Regions from separate parts of the Homo sapiens genome. Here region 1 is linked to region 2. The links are chromatin loops, found by intact Hi-C in ENCODE. Cell type or tissue: IMR-90. All regions are shown on one strand. Links, peaks and the distances in the headings refer to the core of each region. The heading gives the core; the rest is flanking DNA. Region 1 overlaps ARMC9 (armadillo repeat containing 9). Region 2 overlaps PSMD1 (proteasome 26S subunit, non-ATPase 1).

Region 1 (8,727 bases), core at 724-8,723, 59 kb after region 2:
ATGAACTAAATTACACATTGATGAAATCTTAAGCCAGATACAAGAGAGGACATGCTATGTGATTCCCTTTGTATATACATCAAAGCAAACAAAAGTAGTTTTTAGGCATATGTGTACCAGTGTTAAAATGTTACAGAAAGTTGGCTGAGCACGGTGGCTTACACGTGTAATCCCAGCACTTTGGGAGGCCGAGGTGGGTGCATCACTTGAGGCCAGGAGTTTGAGACCAGCCTGGCCAACATGGGGAGACCCCGTCTCTACTAAAAGTACAAAAATTAGCCGGGTGTGTAATTCCAGCTACTCAGGAGGCTGAGGCAGAACAGTTGCTCAAACCCGGGAGGTGAAGGTTGCAGTGAACCAGGAGTGCCACTGCACTCCATCCTGGGCAACAGAGTGAGACCTTGTCTCAAAAAAAAAAAAAAAAATTACAGAAAGCAAGGATTCTCACCTGCTCGAATGGCAACCTAACAATTTTTACATTATCACACACAGAATTGACTTTTTCAGGATGTATAGTCCTATGAATTGTAACACACATATGTTTTGTTTGTTTGTTTGGTTGGTTTTGTCGCCCAGGCTGGAGTATAGTGGCGCGATCTCGGCTCACTGCAACCTCTGCCTCCTGGGTTGAAGCGATTCTCTTGCCTCAGCCTCCTGAGTTTAGCTGGAGCTACAGGTGCGCACCAGCACACCTGGCTAATTGTTGTATTTTTAGTAGAGATGGGGTTTCACCATGTTGGCCAGGCTGGTCTTGAACTCCTGACCTCAGGTGATCCACCTGCCTCGGCCTCCCAAAGTGCTAGGATTACAGGCGTGAGCCACCGCGCCTTGTTTGTTTGTTTTTTGGAGACAGAGTCTCATTCTGTCACCCAGGTCACTCTCACTCAACAGCAACTGATGCAATTCTTCCAAATCCCAGTACATTTCAGCATCCCATTCAGTTGTAATTCTGTAAAACAACTTTCATCCCTCCTGAATAGTAACTGCTAAACTGAAGGTTACTTAGTTGACCGCTTTCATTAAAGCAGGCCTTTTGTAGAGTAGCCCAAGTTGAAATTTTTGCTGTTTTTTCTTGATCATTCTAGATTTAGTTTTACCTACTTCCTCTCCCAGAAGGTTGAAGAAAAAAGTGGTTAAGAAGGTGATTAAATCTGGAAGGGTTCAGATGTCTTCGAGGATAAAACAAAGAAAATAATAAAAATAAATTTTAAAAAATTAAAAATTAAATTAAAAAATTTCTAAAAATAAATATTCTTGGAAGGAGATGGTAGATTTTCTCACAGTGAGACTTCTGTTCCTAAGTATTCTGTTCGTGAATATTCTGGCATAGTGGCATAGATAAAGCTTGGATCCAGGTGGCAGTAGAGCTGGCAGAATCGGGGATGGGGCCTAGCAGAGGCTGCAGCTGGCAGCTTGACTCACTCAGATTTGGTGTTCCAAGGTGGAGTTCAGCTTCTGGTGGTTTAAGGAATTTAATGACCTTCCGTATTCATGGAGATTCATTTTATTCCATTTTTTTCTTTTGTTAGTCTACATATGTTCTTTTAATGGTAATCACAGATATTTTAGTATGTATACATAATCAAGTCAGTCTTTTGTTTTTTTTTTTGAGATGGAGTTTCACTCTTGTCACCCAGGCTGGAGTGCAATGGCTCAATCTTGGCTCACTGCAACCTCCACCTCCCGGGTTCAAGCGATTCTCCTGCCTCAGGCTCCTGAGTAGCTGGGATTATAGGCACACGCCACCATGTCCGGCTAATTTTTGTATTTTTAGTAGAGACGGGGTTTCACCATGTTGGCCAGGCTGGTCTCAAACTCCTGACCTCAGGTGATCCGCCTGCCTCAGCCTCCCAAAGTGCTAGGATTACACGTATGAGCCATCACGCCCAGCCATAAAGTCTAAATTTAATCTTTATTTTCTTCCAGAACATTCAAGGAACTCAGAATGCATTAACTTCATTCATCCCCTTCACAATTTATGTCCTTTTTTTTTTTGTCAAGTATCTTAGTTATATATTTTAAATGTACAAATTAAGAAGTTTTACTATTTTATGCAATCAGTGTGTGTAGATTTTCCCTTATAGCTACCAGTATTTTTGTTCATCATTCCATCTTGTGTTAAAGACCTCTTCCATCTGGGATAGTCGTCTCCTCTTATTTAAGTACATGTCTTTAAAACCCCCTTTCCTTGAAGATCTCTTCTTTCAGTTCTTGTTTGACTGCAGTGTCTTTATTGCTTTCTCAGATAGGATTAGAATACTAGGTTTACAGTTATTGTCTCTTACTACATTGAAGATACAAATCCTAGCTAGATTGCATCATTTCCTAGCTCGCATTGCTGCTATTTTGAAGTTGGCTGTCAGTCTAATTGCCGTTCCTTTGAAGGTGATCAATCTCTTTTATCTGGCCTCTGGGTTTGTATCATTTCCCTACAGTGTTTCTAGGGATAGATTTCTATTTTTACTTGAGATTTGTTGGGTTTCCTGGATGTGAAGTTTTGTGTCTTTCAACAACTCTGAAAAATTCTCAATTAGTATCTCTTTGTATAGTATCATTCTCTTTATTATCTCCTAGATATCTGACTAAATGTATATTAGACCTATTATATTCTCCATGTCTTTTTTTTTCATTAAAAAAATTGTAAAATACACATAACATAAAATTTACCATTTTGACTTTTCTTTTTAGTATTAAAGAGATGGGGTCTCACTCTATCCCCCAGGCTGGAGTGCATGATTATAGCTCACTACAGCCTTGACCTCCTGGGCTCAAGTGATCTTCCCACTTCAGCCTCCCGAGTAGCTAGACTATAGGCGTGCGCCACCACCATTTTGACCATTTCTGAGGGTTCAGCTGAGTAGTGCTAAGAACGTGCAAATCATTGTGCTCGCCATACCTTTTAACATCTTATGTTTCCTTCTCTTAATCTCTCTGGCTGTATTCTGGGTGATCTCTTCACATCTGCCTTCCAGTTCACAAACTCACCCTCCAGCTATGTTTAGTCTGTTCTTTAACCTTTTCATTGAATTTGTAATTTCAGTTAACTCTTTTTTTTTCAGAAGTTTATTTTTTTGTTGTTTATTGAAATTGCTGGGACATTTTTATAGTCTCTCATTCCTTCCTGTCTTTTATTTCTTTAACACATTAAAACTTTAGGCCAGGTGCAGTGGCTTACAGCTCTAATCCTAGCACTTTGGGAGGCCAAGGTGGGCGGATCACCTGAGGTCAGGAGTTCCAGACCAGCCTGGCCAACATGGTGAAACCCTGTCTCTACTAAAAATACAAAAATTAGCTGGGCATGGTGGCTAATGCCTGTAATCCCAGCTACTCCGGAGGCTGAGGCAGGAAAATCTCTTGAACCCGGGAGGCGGAGGTTGGAGCAAGTCGAGATCACACCACTGCGCTCCAGTTTGGGCAACAGAGCGAGACTCCATCTCAAAAAAAAAAAAAAAAAAAAAAAATTCCTTGGCTTCCTAGCTCTAATTTTCCTCCTGTCTCTGACCTCCTGTTCATTTAACAAATCGACCCACCACGCCCAGCTTGGAAATGTTCTTATTCTCAGAGTTGAAAGCACAGAAAAAATAAGAATGGTCAAGAAAAAAATAGGTGACTCATGTCCAAAGAGGCTTTATTTCAGTCTCATCCCTGTCATTAGCAGAGCATCATAAAGTAAGTAATTACATTGAAAACACATATTTGTTGGTAATACAAAATAGTAATCAACAACAGAGCAATCTAACTGGAAGTCTGTATGTCCCAAGCATTTTGTTTTGTTTGTTTTTTGAGACATAGCAGTCCTTTCCTGAGATTCTTCTCTGTGTGGTTGAGCGTAGACCACCTTGAGTTGTAGCACCTGGGTGATTTCCCTAGGGCTGCCCTAGCAAAGTACCACAGGCCAGATGCCTTAAGACAGCAGGCATTCGTTGTCTTACAGTTCTGGAGGCTGCAAATCTGAAATCAAGGTGTTGGCAGGGCTATGCTGTCCCTGAATCCTAGGGGAGGATCCTTCCTTTCCCCTCCCAGCTTCTTGTAGCCACGGGTGTTCTGTGACTGTGGCAGCATCATTCCAGTCTCTGTCTCCATTGTCCCATGGCCGTCTTCCTTCTGTGTCTGTGTCTAAATTTTCTTCTTCTTGTAAGGACATATTGGATTAAGGTCATATTGGATTAAGGACACACCCTACTCCAGTGTGACCTTATCTTAACTTTAATTACATCTGCAACGACCCCATTCCCAATGACCTCATGTTCTGAGGTACCAGGGGTTAGGACTTCAGCATGTATTTTGAGGGAACACAGTTCAATCCATAATAACACACACCTTATAAACAAAGTTATCATGCAGTATCAGGGAATTACACAATTTTTTAAAAATATAAGAACTCTCTGGTCGGGCATGGTGGCTCATGCCTGTAATCCCAGCACTTTGGAAGGCCAAGGCAGGTAGATCACTTGAGGTCAGGAGTTCGAGACCAGCCTGGCCAACATGGTGAAACCCCGTCTCTACCAAAAAAAAAAAAAATACAAAAATTAGCCAGGCTTGGTGACCCTCGACCCAGCTACTCAAGAGGCTGAGGCAGGAGAGTTGCTTGAACCTGGGAGGCGGTGGTTGTAGTGAGCATAGATCGAGCCACTGCACTCCAGCCTGGGTGACAAAGCAAGACTCTGTCTCAAAAAAAAAAAAAAAAAAGAACTTTCTGCTCATCTGGCAGTATTTTTTCTAGAAATCAGATGACATGCTGGCTAGAATGATTGGGTGGGGGTGGGAGGCATGGAGGAGGGTACAGAGCTGGAGAGGCAGAGACAGTGGGGAAGGATGGAAAGGTCTGAGGGCCATGGGGCAGCATCTAAGAGGATGGTGGGTATGAATTTTTAGTGGCTTCGCTGCATTTTTGTGGAACTTCTTGGTTTGGGTGGAAGATATTTCTGTATAAAGAGTATAAGGAAAATTGTCCTGAGACAAAGATTGTTACTTGTTATGTTTTTTCTTATTTAAGTCATTAATTTTTTCTTCTTGATGAGCATTATTTGAGATAAATAATTTGTTTTTAAAGGACAAATCATGCTAAGACTATATCATAATTCTTGACATGGTGGGGTATTTGTGGCAGAAAATAGCTTCTGTCCTTTTTTCTTATCTAGACGAGGTTTGTGGAAATGAGTCCCTTTCTTGGGGAGACTCTCAGTAACTTAGTGATAATTGTTTATGTTACGCCTCCCAGTGCTGTGCGTGCCTAGACTGTACTGAACTATTTTTGGTATGCAGCCTAATAAGGTTCCTTGTCACGACTGTGTTTAAATCACATGAAATACTCAAATCATGTTCAGGGTTATTTTTTCCCTGTTTATGAAAGAACTCTATTTTTTCTTCCTACTGTGGGCACTTGAATCTTCTGTAAATGAGTTGGTCAGATGTCCTAAGACCTGTTTTTCACAGCCTCACGTCACTGGCATTTTGGTTTTGGTTTCAATCACTGTGCAGGGTTTTTTAGCCTAATGACCTCAACTTGATGATGCTATTGGTACTTAGTAATCTAATGTTTGTATTTTTGTTCCCTTTTTTCTTTAGGATTCCTGGACTCCAGAGTTAAAGTTGAAGTTGATAAAGTTTCTAGCTTTAATATCTAAAGCCAGCAACACGCCAAAGCTTTTAACAATATATGTATCCTTTTGAAGCAAATAGAGACCACCTATGGTTTTAGAGCAGATTTTATTTAGAGTTGCACGCTGGCTTAGGTTTATTGAGGTTGCCTCATTAAATCGGGATAATTAATAGTGTTGCTTTCATATTTACAAGGTCAATGAATCATTAATGGCAGGGCCTATAGAGATCAACTTCTATATCATTGGATCTCTGAGACTTTCTTTTTGGCAAGGTCTTATTTTGATGTCACGTGGCTAGAAGTTGTCTTGGTAGAAAAGAAAGTTTACCTTCTTGTAAAAGAATTCCTTGGGATAATTGTCCCTTTGCAGAATGTCACTTAACCACTTTTAAGCCCTTCAGGCCATGGCATATGGATCGGGTGACCATCTAACTTGTCATTCAAATTGGGACTTCTTTTTAAATAACTTTATTGAGGTGTAAATTTACATACCATAAAATCTACCCATGGTAAGTGTACAATTTAATGCTTTTTGGCAAACGTACAGAGCTGTGCAGTATCACCACAGTCCAGTTCAAACTGGGACACTTTTGAAAGTAAAAAGGGGCACTAACTGGACAAAGTACCAGGGTGACAGGTGTAAATAGAGCCTGTTTCAGAAAGAGCAGAACGTTAGGTCACCCAACCCATGGAAGACTAATTTCCCAAAGGTTATTAGTTTTTAAAGACAAGTATCTCCTTTTACTTGGAATAAAAATGTATCCAAAGTTATTTCATAACAAGAACATAATGTTTTGAATGGTAAAATTGGTCACTGTTTAGTTTAATTTCATGAAAAATTTAGGCTACTTTGCTGCGTAATACCTTCTGCTTCCTTTCTAACTCCAAAGCATTTGACTTTCTTGACCTAATTGAGGTTTTATTTGTCACTAGGACTCCATGCCACATTTCTACTTGAGCTTCCTAAGCCTTCCCTGTTGCCTGTATTCAAATTCCTTAGCCTGGCCTGAGCCGAACGGACTGATCTACAGCTCTCGTCTCTGCCTTTATATCCTTAAGGCTTTTGTTTAAATTCTTCTGTTTGCCTACATACCACGATGTTTGCATATCCAAACCTTTTCCTTCCTAGAGTTCCATATACAGTGATTTTCAGTGAAACTAGAACTTTTCCAACTTGACTTATAATTATTTGAATACGCTTTAAAAAAGCATTTCTCAGCTTAATTTTTTTTTTTCTTGATACTGCTCCTTGTGGAACAGGGCTACCCCATAGGCAGTGTGCCCAGAGTAGCTCAGCTTAATAATTATGGGTGCCAATATGTTAAGAATCTAATCAAAATGATTTACATGGTAAATTATATTAGTTATATTAAAAATATATTAGTATACTCAAAACAGTACCTGACTGGGCCCCGTGGCTCACGCCTGTAATCCCAGCACTTTGGGAGGCTAAGGCGGGAGGATCACTTGAGCCCAGGAGTTTGAGCCCAGAGTGGGCAACATGGCGAAACCCCATCTCTGCAAAAAGTACAAAAAGTTAGCTGAGCATGGTAGCATCCATATGACTATAGTCCCAGCTATCTGGGGGAGACAGGTGGGCGAATCACCTGAGCCCAGGAAGTTGAGGCTGCATTGAGCTGTGTATTCTGCCATTGAACTTCAGCCTGGGCAACATAGTGAGACCCTGTCTCAAAAAAATAAGAATAAAAAAAGATCATAGTACCTATTTTATAGGAAGAGTATGAAGATTGAGTTAATACATATAACTTGTATGAAACAGTCCAGTATATAGTAAGTGCTTGATAACTGTTAGCTGTTGGCATTAGAATTTTTAAGTACTTGTCACCTTTCATCCTGTTCCACATGCTTTGAAGCATATGCTGAAATATAGCAGGTAACTATAAATAACATTCTAATATTTTCCTTGTTACATGAAAATACTTGTAGTTCAGTTCAATACATTAAGCTTCTACTATGAGTCAAATATTGTTCTAGGATTTAGGGATATAAAGAAAAGGCCAAGATGTAATTCTCTTAGCCAAACTGGAGCTTTGAACAATAAAATAGGAGTCTGTGAGGCAAACAGAGGAGGGATGGGAATTACAGGTAGAGGGAACAGCCTGTGCAAAGGCACTGAGACAGTGCCTGGGAAACTGAAATAATTTAATATTACTGGAGCAGAGTATTGGCATAGACAAACTCAGAGACTAGGCAGGGCCTAGGTCATAAAGGTTTATGCCAAGTCCTATAAGGAATAAGGAGCCTTTGAAGCATTTTAAGTAAGAGAATAACAGTTGTATTTGCAAAAAATAACTTTTTACTTCCTGATTATAAAATCAACTATATTCCTTATAGAAAATTTGGAAAGTACAGAAAGGTTTTTAATACAGACATACACCCAAATTGTAATAAAGGTAGGTACATGTATGTGTGTGTATATTTCTATGCATTTTTATCAAAGGAAGAGAACATCTTCCCATATCATTAAATAGCCTTCAAAAGCAGGTTAAGTTCCCTCAGAGGTTTAAACGTAGAGTTACCACATGACCCAGGAATTGGTCCAGGCTGTACACCCAAGAGCTATATACCCTAGCTATATACCCAAGAGAAATGAAACATACATATGTCCACAAAACAACCTGTACACAAATGTTCATAGTAACATTATTCATAATAGCCAAAAAAATGCAAACAACTCAAATGTCTATCATCTTATGAATGGATAAACAAACTGTGGTGTTATCCAAATGATGGAATATCGTTTGATATCATCCAGCCATAAAAAGGAATGAAGCACTGATTCATGCTGTAACATGAATGATCCTTGAAAGCATTATGCTAACTGAAAGAAGCCAGTGGCAGGGACCAGGTATTATATGACTCTATTCATAAAATGTCCAAAAGAGGCAAATCTGGAGAGACAGAAAGTATATTAGTGGTTGCCAGGGGCTGGGGAGAGCAGGGAAAATGGGAGTAACTGCCAGTGAATACAGGGTTTCTTTTGGAGGATGATGAAAATGTTCTAAAATTGATTGTAGTGATGGTTGCATAACTCTGAAAATACTGAAAACCATTGAAATGTACACATTGATTGATGATTGATTGATTGATTGAGTCAGAATTTT
Region 2 (8,727 bases), core at 399-8,398:
TCCGGGAGAAAAGCCGAAGATAAAGAAGTTGATTGAAGTTTGTTAAACTGCAAATTATCAATATGATAAACTCTACCTTATTTATTAAATCTCAGAATGTTAGAACAAAAGGCTAATTTAGCTTCGAAGTCCGAAGAAGATAGATTTCATTGAACTAAAAGGAAATTCAGCTTCAAAGTTAGATCAAATAGCACGTTAGCTAGGCATCGTTTTCCTCTCTTCTGCCCCTCCCCAGTCTCCATCCCAGGTTAGTTACTATGTCTTAGTGAAATGTTCCCACTAGCACCCAGGTTTATAGCTATCATAATACTTTCATATCTTATTTTAATTATCAAATTATCTGTCTTCTTTGTGAGACTGGAGTCTCCTTAGGATCTTTTCCAGTATGTTATTCACAATCCTCAACATATAGTTAGCATTCAGTGAATGGGGGTTAGCGTAGGGAAGAGTACAAGTAGACAATAAATGTATATAATTCATTTCTATTGGAAAAACAAGATTAAAGTATACCTGGCCTTTTTTTCAGATGAAAAATTTAAATACCTATAGTGGAGTATTAAGAAAATCTAGATTATTTGGTTGAACAGTAGAACCCTGATTCTTATAAAAATTAAAATGCTGCTTGGTTTAGTCAAGTCAAGTCAGTGTTTGGTTCTTGACTCCAAGCAAAATGTGAAGATGCCTATAAAACACTGAGATCAAGAGAAGAGAAATGTAAGCAACAGGAATCCACATTGGAATTCCAATTAAGACCCTGATTAGGCACAGACAAGCCCCATTTTTATAGGATATATTATTTAAATGAAGATTCTTGCATTTCAAAGTTCTGTGATCCAGCACTAACTCTGTTACCATCTAGCGCATGGGCCAAATCTGATAATGGTGTATTTTGTTTTGCCTGCCTAACAAAATTTGCAAGATTTTGGACAAAATCCATAGTCTACTTTTAAAAACAAAATGACCTAGTGACCCTGGACCTACACTGTAGTAAGATGTTCCCTTTAAATAGAACATGTGTTTTCCAGTTTGCTTCAGTTTTAAAAACAAAATGACCTAGTAATCCTGGACCTACACCCCCAGTAACAAGCTCCCTTTAAATAGTACATGTACTTTACAGTTTGCTTCAGTCCCCACTGCTCCCAGCCCACTTATTCCTTATTTGTTTACTTGACTTGTTCCTAAAGGCATTTGAGTTGGTAATCCCTCATAGCCTCCTAGAATCTCAGCCTTACAAGGGCTCACCAGCTCTCCCCAACTGATGGCTTGGATCTTAGCTCTAGTTCACTGGCTTTCAAACTTTATCTGCACTCTAGAGGAATAGTCTAGGGCAGCAGTCCACAACCTTTTTGACACCAGGGACAGGTTTCATGGAAGACAATTTTTTTTTCTACGACGGGGGTGGGGTGGTTTCAGGATGAAACTTTTCCACCTCAGTTCAGTAGGCATTAGATTCTCATAAGGAACGTTCAGCCTAGATCCCTCGCGTGCGCGGTTCACAATAAGGTTCACATTCCTATGAGAATCTAATGCCACAGCTGATTTGACAGGAGGCAGAGCTCAGGTGGTAATGCTCACTTGCCCTCCGCTCACCTCCTGCTCTGCAGCCAGGTTCCTAACAGGCCATGGACAGGTCTGCAGCCCCAGGATTTGGGGACCCCTGGTTCCAGGCCATATATTCTCCCAGCAGTCCAAACTTCTGATTAAACAGAAGCAGCTCTGATTTCATTCCTTTACATATTGTGTTTCCTTAGAAAAATTTCAGTTAGGGTTAGAGGTTAAGTTTTCTTTTGTAAGTGGTAGTGCTCTCGTTCAAGTGTTCAAATTCAACCCCTCATTTTGCTAATGGGAGAAAAGGAATTAGAAATAAAGTGTTTTGTCCATGGTTACAGGGCTAGTTAATGTCAGAGCTCCTCCCACCAATTTAAGTGGCTTAATAATTCGTAGGGTAATGCTCAATGCTTTCGTAGATTTTTATATAGCTGCATATAAATCTTCATAATTTGTAAGGGATATTTCTCAAAATTCTAATAATGTTTATGCTGCTTAGCACCTAAAAGACCAAGAGTCAGAACATATTCTTTACTGTTTTATATAAATTTTTATAAATGTGTAAGTATATTATAAATATGTATTTGCATATGATTGAAGCGGAAAGAGTAAAACTAAGCAAACTATCTATGCTTGCCTCTGCTATGGTGTGCAAAAAGTATATACTAAAACTTTGCTTTTTATTAACACATGAAAAGCCAATATATAATGCAGATTAATACTTAATTTAGCATCACAGTTTTGATACCCTTCAGGCCTAGTTTTTGAAAAACGCCTGCCTATAGAGAAAGTAAGTCTAGATGTGTGCTAAATCCAGTTAAAAGTACACTTCCAATTTTGGAGAGCCTGGATAACTCACTAATTCCAAGGACTGCATATTAGACTGCACATATGAATTGTGCTTTTAAAATCATCACCAGATGTTTCCCTACTGCAGCACTTACAAATCTTTATTATTGCCTGGGTGTAGTGCCTCACATGCTTGTAATCCCAAGACTTTGGGAGGCTGAGTCGGGAGGATCATATGAGGCTAGGAGTTTGAGACTAGCCTGGGCAACATAGTGAGACCCTCGTCTCTACAAAAAATTTAAAAATCAGCCAGGTGTGGCGGCCCGCACATGTAGTCCTAGCTACTCGGGAGGCTAAAAGAGGAGGATCCCTTAAGGCCAGGAGGTCGAGGCTGCAGTGAGCCATGATCGTGCTGCTGCACTTGGGTGCAGTGTTTCACTCTGTCACCCGAGCTTGGGTAACAGTGAGACCCTATCTCTTTAAAAAAAAAAAAAAGAAAGAAAGAAAGATATCGTTATTATTGTCCTACTATAATAATAGGACAATACTATTATTGTTCATGGTTTCTCTCTTTTTCTACAGGTGGTCATAATGTCACAATCTCCTTGCAGTCCAGGACTGGGCATACTCATATGCCTTCTGTGGTTGGCGTCCTTGTATTTACCCAGTTTTGGTTCTGGTTTCCTCTTTCACACTTCCTGTCATTGGCTTATACCCCTACCTGTGTCATTGGCCTTAACAAGGACTTAAAGGTATGTCTGTGAGACCTCAGCTTTGTAGTATTTCCTGTTCACCGTATCTTATTCATATTTACCGCCCACTTGCAAGGATTTCCATTAAATTTTAAAGATGAGTTAACATCTTATAATAACATTTTCCCTTCAAGTTGAATCGTCACCTTTTTGAATGGAGTGTGTCATTGAAAGTTTTGAAAAGCATATCTCCTTACTAGCTGTGTAACTTCAAGTAATTAGTTGAGAAAGAATGGTGAGAGAGGGGGCTAAATATAAACATACGAAGAGGCTTTATATACCACTCTGATGAATTTTATTTAATACTAAAGCCTGGGAACTGTCGAAGGATTTCAAATGATAAATGAACATGAGATTTCCATTTAGAAAGATCTTTCTGGTATCAGTGGAAACTCATTACAATGCTATTGCAGTAGTCTGGGCAAGGAAGAATGCAAACCTAAACTAAATCTTCCAGAGTTATCTGATACTCGAGTGGTTGATGGAAGAAAGAATTATTACTAAAGGGAAAAAGCAAAATAGGAGGATGACCCTTTGGTAGAAGCAGGAAACAAGACCAACTGTGAGGAGCTAGGGAATCTGATGGAATGTAACTGCTGACTTAAGTCAGAAATTTAAGGCACTGCGTGCCCTGTCATCACATTTGTGGTCATATTTTTTTAATGGAGTTTGTGTTTAGGTCTTTCTTAGTCCTGTGACTTGATGATTCATCTTCTTGTTCTTTAAAAGTCAAAAGGCTTTTTGACCTTTAAATAACTCTTACATCTGGTCATCACTGTTGAAATGTTCTACTAAATTTTCAGAGTGGAAAAGTTTTAGGCTTAAAACTGACTGGTAAAAATAGAATATTTCTTTGTATTGATTTTTCAGTATAGCTGTACAGCCAGTTATCCTTCGTTAAGTGTTTCGGTATTAAAACTGCTCACATTTGTAAATATTGAGCAGCTTTATTGTCAGAACAAGAATCCCTTGGTTTCCCAATCCCCAACTTTTAACATTGTAATTAAACATCCTGTATAACCTATTTTATTCTCTGCCAAACAATTTTATGACTGCTGTTTTTACTCTTTGTGATGAAAATGGGATGGAGAAGATAAGGTTCTTTGTCCTTATGGTGGTATTTATTATCATCCTCCATCAATGCAGATTGGGTAAATAGAGAAAAATTCAGGCCGGGTGTGGTTGTGCACATCTGTAGTCCCAGCTGCTTGGGAGGCTGAGGCAGGAGAATCGCTTGAACCCAGGAGTCAGAGGTTGCAGTGAGCTGAGATTGCACCACTGCACTCCAGTCTGAGCAACAGGGTGAAACTCTGTCTCAAAAAAAAAAAAAAGAAAGAAAGAAAGAAAGGAAGCCGAGGCGGGTGGATCACGAGGTCAGGAGATTGAGACCATCCTGGCTAACACAGTGAAACCCCGTCTCTACTAAAAATACAAAAAAAATTAGCCGGGCATGGTGGCGGGCACCTGTAGTCCCAGCTACTCGGGAGGCTGAGGCAGGAGAATGGCCTGAACCCGGGAGGCAGAGCTTGCAGTGAGCTGAGTTTGCGCCACTGCACTCCAGAGCCTGGGCAACAGAGCAAAACTCCGTCTCAAAAAAAAAAAAAAGAAAGAAAGGAAAAATTGAGACCAAAGAACTTTAAAACTGGTCACTAGGTAATGTGAAGCTGACTTTCTATTAGGCTCATGTTACACTCTTACAAGGCATGATTATATATGGTGTGGAAATTGTATTCAGGCTAGTGTAAGTTACTAGTCTGGTACAAAGAAGGGAAATGGCAGTTTGTATGCAGGATAGACCATCAAATGCTTTACAAAGGAGAGAACAGTTGATCTGATGCTCACACCATGAATAGGACTTACCCATTGAAGCAGGTTGGTTTGTTCATAAAGATAAAGGGATGCCCATTCAAAGGCACAGAGATTAAGAAAAGTATAGAGAACTGCAGGTAATTCTGTAAAGAACCTAAAAACTAAATCAGTAAAAGTAGACATGGCTTTCAGAGAGGAGTCATAACATAGTTGAACATACAGCCTGCATTAAAACTTTGGTCTCCTTTTGTATCCGTATGCCTGTGGAGAGCACAGAGTACTTAAAGCCAATGTTATTTTAATGGAATTTCTTCAGATGCCGAAAGTTCAGTATAAATCGAACTGTAAACCATCCACATTTGCATATCCTGCCCCTCTGGAAGTACCAAAAGAAAAAGAAAAGGAAAAGGTAGGTTCTTTGTTCCTTTTAGCAGCATTTGTACTTAAATATAGGAGCCACTGAGTATTTTACTTTTTCTTTAACTATCTTTTATGTTTTAAAAGTAACACTTCTTATGCTAACATTTGACATTACACAAGAATATGAAGTGAAAGTCCTTTTTGTCTCTTGGTCATCCAAGTCTCATGTCACAGGAGTCACAACTTCTGAATCCCTCTGAAGGTTTTCTCTGCACATGTCAGTACTTTTTATACCACGAATAAAATTATTCTCTACATACTTTTCTGCATCTTGTTTTCACATTAACTATATTTTTTTTTATTTTTAAAACTTTCAATGTATACAGATCTCATTTTTTCCCAGAGCTGCAAAACAATGCCTTTACTATGTGTAGTACTGTTTGTTTTACCAGTTTTTTCTTTGATATTCATTTAAGGTTATTTCTCATTTGTTAGCCCTACACAAGTGAGCCTGGAATTGAAAGTCTTTATACACATGTATTTGTGCACTGTGTGAGTATATCTGTAGGTTAGAATCCTGGATGTCAGGTTACTTGATCAAAAGTAATGCACATTATGTTCATAGTTATTAACTAATTTGCCTTTCAAAATGGACATAATCACTTTATACTCCTACCAACTGTGTATGAGGACACTCCTGTATTAAAGAATAATACATTAAAGAGTTGTACTTGCCCATAAAGTTTTACTCAGTAAAATTATACTTTTTTTGATACCTTATATATAGGAAAGTGGCTCTTTCTCTCATAATTTTCATATTGGCCAGTTGTTGATTATTTGCTGTAAATTTTGTGTATAAGTAAGGATAATTAACCAAATTTGAGGGTAGCAGTTAAGGAATAGCCTTGACAGCATCTTGTTTCATCAGCTATGTTTCAGACCCTCCTTTGGGTCTGAAACAAAGTCAGCTTTTACACCAGTATTGCCCAGCTTTTCACCTTTGTTTTCAGCAAGACCCATGAAGGAGAATAATATAGGCTAACCACTCACCCACTGTGTATTAGCATTGTAAGACATATAGTCCAGAGAGGATATCTACAACCAGCGCTGAAGGAAATTGTTCTATTTTCCATTGCTTTCCTGTAAAGCAAAAAGGCTATAGCACCCAAATCTCAATCTTGGAAGTACATGAGAGCAAATTCATATCCAAGGTAGGCTACAGATCAAAAAAAAGGGAAGAGTTATATTGGACACAAGCCTCCAAGAACTAAAGATTCACTTGATGACAAGAGTAGTAAATTATTTCAGTAAATGTCCTGCTTAGTTTTCCCATTTATTCTTTGATTTATATATATTTATATATATATATATATATATATATATATATATATATATATATATATATATATATATGTAATACAGCTAGGAAATAGAATAGTGTTGTAGGACTGAGTTCTCTAGGGCTTGCATGTTTGTATGTCAGTAAGGGATTACAACAGTTTACCCTGCTCATTTCCCCAGGTTTCTACTGCTGTATTATCTATAACTGCCAAGGCTAAAAAGAAGGAAAAAGAAAAGGAAAAAAAGGAGGAGGAGAAAATGGAAGTGGTAGGTATAAATTGGTGGTCATATGGATTGAAGTATCTCTGTCTCTGTCATGGTCGAGATTCTTCCTTAGTTGAATATTATTCTACCTTGCTCTTGGCTTCCTTCAAACAATTATCCTGTTGCCAGCATGTAGAATCATCAAACTGTACTTGAAAGAGACTCGAAAATATATCCATTTGTGGGAAGAATAGAAGGGTACAAATCAGTAAAAAGTTCCTGGAGCAAATGACAACTAAAATAGGTTTTGAAGGGCAAAGTAGGTTTTTCACAGACAAGATGATGAGGTAGGAGAAAGAAAAACCCTTTCAAGCAAAGGGATTATCACTTGTTTAGGTAGACCTTTTTCTGATCTCTGCTGGTAGAAAAACCTTTTTAATCCTTTAAAACCAAGTCAAATACCATTCTCATTCCTAAGCAGAGTTACTTTTCCCTCCTCTGAGTCTGATAGCACTTTAGTTGTACTTCCATTACTACCGACCACTACCTCTTGTACCTTATAGCTGCTCAGTCAACTTCAGATGTTACTCAGTTCTGTGGAACAGAAATGAACTTCTGTTGAACTTTTTTTAAATTTTATTTTATAGGATGAGGCAGAGAAAAAGGAGGAAAAAGAGAAGAAAAAAGAACCTGAGCCAAACTTCCAGTTATTGGATAACCCAGCCCGAGTTATGCCTGCCCAGCTTAAGGTCCTAACCATGCCGGAGACCTGTAGATACCAGCCTTTCAAACCAGTAAGTTACCAGTGACTCTTAGCTGTATATACCAGTGGGATATTAATCCATAGGACAATAGAATATTGATAGAGAATGATAAATCTCCAAAGCATTGGAGCAAGCTCACTAGTTCTAAGAAATTATTTAACAAAAGAGAGAATGTTCTTTTCCATTTCATATAGATTTGGGAGAATTTTTCTTTTCCCTGTGTAACCCTACAAACTCCCGTCTTCTACCACAGACATACGACGTAGGAGTTCCTAATACAACAATTTGATTAGGAATATAGACTCTACAGCCAAGCATACAGGATTTGAATCTTGAGTATACTGCTCAGGCTAAGTGACCTTAGGCCAGGTACTAAATCTCTCTCTGCCTCAGTTTTCTTTATTATAAAACAGAGATTACCATCCCTGACTCAGAAATGAGGCACAGATTGAACAAGCACTGAGAACAAGACTTGGGACTGCTCAATAAGTATTGATTACTATGGTAATTACACCGTTGTCTTTTTTTTTTTTCTATTTCATTACACCATTGTCATAAATGCATTGCATTTTAGTTAGAAAAGGATCTTCATGGAATTTAATTTATTCCAAGACAGAGTGCTTCATGTTAAAAACAAATGCTTATCAGAAATATGAGTGTGATACTGCCTTTATCTTCCAGGTTCTTGTAGATAACTAGAGCGCCATCAGTAGACCCATCCAAGACATCCAGATGCTAGATCTGTCTAAAATGTCAGAGATTCGATTTCTAGATCCTTATCCTTATACAAGAGTAAACTTATTCTTATCAACCTGATGGTGGGTCAAAGGCAACTCCTATCTATAATTGTGAGTCGGGGTCTTAACCTGACTAATTTATCAGCTAGAAGAGATAAAGCCAAGGGATGCAAGATAGTGTATGTAGTGGTTTAGAGCTGGAATTTGGCATAACTGGGTTTTTATTTCTACTGTTAGCTGTGTGACTAAGACAAGTCATTTAATCTTTGTATTTCAGTTTCCTCATCTGTAAAATTGATATGGTAATGCTACCTACCTCCTGTTGATGTTGTGGAGATTAAATAGGTTGTTACATGTAAAGCACCTAAAACAATGGTAAATGCTAATCTGTAGCACTGCCTGATCTGTAGTAGTTGCTGTGTA

What was found. Peaks named below come from ENCODE experiments on the same cell type or tissue, not always from the same donor. Only the 100,000 strongest peaks of a DNase experiment are listed, where the experiment ranks them.
Region 1: it touches region 2 in a loop (4-fold over the local background); 3 of 110 quality-filtered maps call a loop at or near these places.

Annotation. Positions count from the first base shown.
Region 1 is chr2:231,217,160-231,225,886 of GRCh38, forward strand. It overlaps ARMC9 (armadillo repeat containing 9), which reads left to right. Exons shown (of 25, transcript NM_001352754.2): 6 at 5,569-5,661. Among named protein-coding and RNA genes, the nearest start is that of ARMC9, 23 kb to the left of the region's middle. RefSeq lists an enhancer at 5,281-5,580. In IMR-90, for the core only: no CTCF peak of the experiment used is centred there; DNase peaks (open chromatin) are centred at 5,362 and 6,622; H3K27ac peaks cover 3,330 bases.
Region 2 is chr2:231,158,421-231,167,147 of GRCh38, forward strand. It overlaps PSMD1 (proteasome 26S subunit, non-ATPase 1), which reads left to right. Exons shown (of 25, transcript NM_002807.4): 20 at 2,920-3,089; 21 at 5,215-5,307; 22 at 6,780-6,866; 23 at 7,451-7,597. Among named protein-coding and RNA genes, the nearest start is that of ARMC9, 36 kb to the right of the region's middle. In IMR-90, for the core only: no CTCF peak of the experiment used is centred there; a DNase peak (open chromatin) is centred at 3,701; H3K27ac peaks cover 5,021 bases.